2 separate regions of the Homo sapiens genome follow, and region 2 is linked to region 1. A link is an interaction called in ENCODE POLR2A ChIA-PET data of the cell type or tissue named here. Cell type or tissue: A673. All regions are shown on one strand.

Region 1 (2,500 bases):
AGGCTGCCCACAAAAGCTAGTGTGGTCTGAGACTGGATTAATAGAAGAAGTATCACATGTGGAAAAAAGGAGGTGATGGTCTCACCCTGCAACTGCCCTGACGTGGCCACACCTGTAATGCTGGGCTCAGTTCCACTCTGAACTTCAAAAAGGCTAATGGCAAACTGACTTCCTAAAGAATTCTAGAGGATGGCAAGGGGATCTAGAAAACAGAACATCTGAGCATCCATTGAAGGAACTGTGTCAGCACCCTAAGACATGGTGAGAAAAAAATTAAATTAAAATTAAAATGAAGGAGCTGTGGATGAATAAATAACCAGAGGAGGAGATGCTGTGAGGAGTCTACAATCACTTTCCTAGCATCCCTGAAGGGCTGCCACGGGATACAGAAAGAACCTAGCTCAGTGTGGCTTCAGAGGTCAAGCGGGTGCAGAAGTTATAGAGTAGCAGATTTCAGTTCACACTGAAAATGGGCAACCTCACAGAGGGAGTAAGCTCACTGTCACTGGAAGCAATCAAGCAGAGGCTAAAGCAATCACTTGGCAAGCAAGCTGTAGAGAAGACTCCCATGCCTGGTAGGGTATTGGACTGGAAGACAACTGGTGTCCTGTCCATTCCTAAGACCTTAGGATTCTAAGGCTGAGTTTCAGGGCATGAGAAAACAATCTGTCCACCAAGACAACGGTGCCTGTACTCTTAGGGGTCTGCGTGGACAGTGTGGGTATTTGCCCATCTCTTTGGTGTAAGTGTACGTGAGATATTTACTGCCTGGGCTGACGTGCAAAAGGTGGAGCTTGAATTGCTCCTGGAGACAAGCTGGCTGGCACTTATATTTAATGTACACTCATATACCCAGCATGCTTCAAAACGGTGTCACAGCCCAAGTGTCAGAGACTAAATTAAGTGCATGTCACCTGGCCAGCCCAGGGCAATCTTGAGTTTCCCCATCTATGAAGGACAGTGTAGGATGAGGCACCCTCTGAGGACCCATCTTTATGTGGCTTTCTAGGAGTCTGCACTCCCCAGCTGGGGAGGGGCATCAAGCCAGCCCAGGAAGGGCTTGTGCCAGGGAAGGTGCCCCTTGACCTGAGAGGACTGCACAGATAATTCCCTATGGGAACAGGGCCACCACTGTCTAAAATGGGCCACACTCAGCATGACAAATATTGCAAGAATTTGCAGATTTTCCTCTGTATAAATCCTCACATCTGCAAAGCCCATCCCAGCACCACATGCAGCAGTTTCCTGTTTTCCAGCACTTTCCACTGCTGTGGCTGGCGGCCAGGGCTCCACAGGGCCTCCAAAGTGCTCCCCTGAAACCCGGCTGCAAAGCCCGCAGGGGAGGGAGGGGCCACAGAACCAGGACTGACAGCTGGGCCCTTGGATTCTCAGCATGTGATGCCAGCTCCTGCAGTGGCCACAGCCTCTAGGAGCCCAGCACCTGGAGGCCTAATAGCCCACGCTGCCTGGTGCTGCTTGGCAGCTCTGACAGATGGCAGTTAAAGGGCCACAAAGCTGCCCTAATTATAACTTCTCCCCCAGGCAGCCGAGAGCGTCGTCAATCACTTCAGTGACTCAGTCCAGCCCCTGTCCAGCTCCTGGGAAGGGGGAATAGCCTGGTGTCTATCACTGGCCCATGAAGTCAGCAAGCCGAGCAGACAAACCGAAGGACAGCCTGACAGCTCTCCTGGGCGCTCTGATGCATTCCCTCCCCGTGAGCAGAAGTGCACGAACCAGGGCTCTCGGCTTTGGGTCTCAGCAGAAGCACCGTGACTCACGAGCAAACGCGTAATTAGCCTCGAAGCCCTGGGCTTTGTTGGTTGGTGGGTTGGGACGTTTTTGGTTTAATACCATCGTTCACATTCCCTGAACACGAGGTTTCCTGGAAGGAGACTCCTCCTTATTTTAATGACACAGAGCATAACTTTTGGAGGGAGGCTGGAAGACCAGCGTTCTACTCTGGTTGACACTAAGTTGAAGTGTGAGCTTAGGGAAATTCTCCAGGCCTCAGTTTCCCCTTCAGTAAAGACGTCCAAGGGCCCTTGGAGCTCTGCTATCTTCTGATGTGAGGCAGGAAGGAAATTTGGCCTGAAGCCCCTCATTCTCCTCATCTTCTCTTCCCCAGAGGACCTGCTGGACCTCCAGCAGGGCCGCCCGGCCCGGCTCCAGCTTCATGCTGAGGCCTGAGGAACTCATGCCCATCTTTTCAGGCCCACCTGCCTCCAAGTTTCCCAGCCAGGGCAATCCCACTTAGTAATCAGCATGTCCGCACACAGCCAATAGCCGTTCCATGGAACCCAGGGACTGGGAGGGGCCTCTGGGAGCTTCTGGTCCTGCCCACTCCCAGTGCACCTGGGGAAACTGAGACCCAGAGAGGGGCTGTCTCTCCCTGGCTTCTCCCTTCTCCCCACAGAGGGCTGCCCAGTCATGGCCTTGTCTGCAGAGAGATGTCACCCAACAAGCCTGAGGGCTCCCGAGGAAGATGTCAGGCTTGGAGCAG
Region 2 (2,500 bases), 390 kb before region 1:
CAAGGATTCTCTTAAGATCAATATGCAAAAGCCGTTTCACTAATTTGCACAATATGAAACTATATTCTTCTAGAGCAAGTGTGACATTACTCAGTTGCAAACACTGCTGTGGACAGGTAATGTCAAGGAACAGGTTTGACTGCTGGTCTCCAGACTACAAATTAGCTGGAATAATGGGCAGAAAGTGATAAATAACCTGAGCTTCTCTCAAAAACTTGAACTGAACTCAACACTGCAGATGCTTTATCTGTCTTATTCCCCACTTTTTATTCTCTTTTCTTAACTGGCTGCTTCGTTCCTTCCATCTTTTACACCCGTACATTATCTGTGTGAGAAGACAAGCACCACCAACTCAACGGAGTCTCTCCACAACTGACTATGAATGGTTTGGCTGAATGCCCAAAGTCACCATTTATTTTTTCTTCAAATAGACAGCCAAACTTGAGAACCAAGTCAAAATAACATAAATGCCCCTCAAAACCAAAAGTCTCAACCAGCAACCCATCACCTAGCAGACCACAAGAAACTCAGATCCAAAATGACCAAGTATCCCCAGTGGGAGAATCCACAAAAGAAAACCCACTGTAAGGATGGTACTTCACAAAATCCAGGTGGATAAACCTCAATTCTCAAAACCCCCTTTTTCTGCTACCTCCTGAAGCCAAACCACCTTCCCATCTCAATGCCCTCTGCAGCCACCATCACCGGAAGTGTCAAACATCAGCCTCACGCTTATTCTGCCCATGAACGTGAGGTTTCTACATCCAGGACTTCTGGAATCACCCCTTTTTGTGGTATTTCTTTGGGTCCTGAGCACCCTGCCATTTTTCTAAACTGAAGAAAAGGGGGAAAAAAGAGGAGAAGCAAACGAAACTTCCCTGCAGTGATGTGAGTGACTGCTGTGTTTCCATGGTTTGCTCTCCACTGTTCTCGGTGACCCCTGCGGATTTCCCTTATGAGTTAGTGTCCCGGAATGTCTCTTTATTAGGTGTCTGGAGAAGTAAAGCTGTCCTGATGCCAGCGCCCCCACACTGAGGACTTTATTAGTTTTTTAATTTTCTGTCTGGGTGCTCCTGCTGCATCAAACTTTCCACAGCTGTTAGGAGCTATTAAGTCCGTAGCCTCATTGGGCCCTTTCCCCACCCCTACCCTGCTGAAGAACATGGGAAATTTCTGGACATGCTACGTGGAGCCTTTAAAATATGAATACTTTGTCTCTCTGGTGAGAAAGCACTGGGGTCCAGATGGGGAGAAGATGTTCTGCCATAAGAAAATCTCCTGGTCTGGTCCGTGCCTTGGCTTAGCACAGGGCTGTTCAGGCAGTGTGAGGACCCGACAGGAGGGAGGGGCAGGCAGAAGGGAGAACCCACTTTTTTATCCATTCTGCCCAGCAAGTAGGGGACCGGGGTTGTCCGGGCGTCGGGGGAGCGGGGAGCTCAGACTGTTTTTAGACTGACTTGGAATCCGGCCCAGAGCTTGATGCCCGGTTCAAAGCATTCCCTCCTGAGTGGACATTACAAGACCTGCAGCGAAGAATAAAACAGAAAGACTTGCAAACATTTGCCTTGTAGGCGCACAGCTGTGGTTTTGTACAACAGGCCAGTGCTATTGCTCCTGTCTCCCCTGAGAGGGGAACACGAATACCTATCCACTCCCAAAGCCCCTCCCTGCCAGCATCCCTGAGATGCCCAGGCAGCCCAGATGAGGCCCAGCCGTCCATGAGACTCCCAGTGTGTAAACCCAAAAGCAGGTGTGCACGTGCGTGCATACACACACACACACACACCCAGCAACCTGGCTCTTTCCCATAGCACCCATGCATCTGGAAGGCAACACAACCACTCGGCCAACTCGGGGAGGATGGAGTAAGGGCCTTGAGGGTCCAGAGAATTCTCAGCCTCGTTCTGGCTCCAGCCTGCCCGGCAATTTGCTTTCCAGCGGCTGCCTTTAAGCCTCCCTTTGAGGAGACTTATTTGCAGGGTGAATGAGAAAGCCTAGAGAGAAGAAAAACCTTTGGAGATACCCGCCTGGGGAACAATTTTGCCTCTGAGAGCAAGTTGGTATTTGGGGTTAATCCCTCTGTGGAAACATTGGGTTGAAAGCCCGGAGGAGGTCAGGGGTCTGATTACGGCTTCTGTTTACATATAAACTTCCTGGTCCTAGGAGACAATCGGAGGGGTGGGGGAAGGGAGCAGGGAAACAAGGAAAGTAAAGGAGAATTTTTTTAATTAAATGGCCTTCCCTCTTAAAAATAAAGTCAACAAAATAAGGAGGAGCTTGTGGAATCAGGGTTTGATTTGAATGTCTATGTACAAATATTTCTTTTACATTTTTAAGTCATGATTTACATAATGGAGTTGAAGCATCTTTTGAAACAAAACTTGAAATACTGATATTCGTTGATGTGCATAGGTATATTTTTTTAAAAAAAGAAACAGTAGGAAAGAAACTTTAGTCAGTTATCTTCTGAGAACCAGAGGGACGCATAGATAATGAAACT

What was found. ChIA-PET counts read pairs that join two places held together with the same protein. Peaks named below come from ENCODE experiments on the same cell type or tissue, not always from the same donor. Only the 100,000 strongest peaks of a DNase experiment are listed, where the experiment ranks them.
Region 2: POLR2A ChIA-PET joins it to region 1 with 6 read pairs; 1 of 35 experiments calls an interaction of 5 or more read pairs at or near these places.

What each region holds. Positions count from the first base shown.
Region 1 is chr3:194,363,566-194,366,065 of GRCh38, forward strand. The region is part of intron 1 of LRRC15 (leucine rich repeat containing 15); the gene reads right to left. Among named protein-coding and RNA genes, the nearest start is that of LRRC15, 4.9 kb to the right of the region's middle. In A673, no CTCF peak of the experiment used is centred here; a DNase peak (open chromatin) is centred at 1,316.
Region 2 is chr3:193,973,302-193,975,801 of GRCh38, forward strand. All of the region lies in intron 1 of LINC02026 (long intergenic non-protein coding RNA 2026), which reads right to left. Among named protein-coding and RNA genes, the nearest start is that of LINC02026, 29 kb to the right of the region's middle. In A673, no CTCF peak of the experiment used is centred here; a DNase peak (open chromatin) is centred at 960.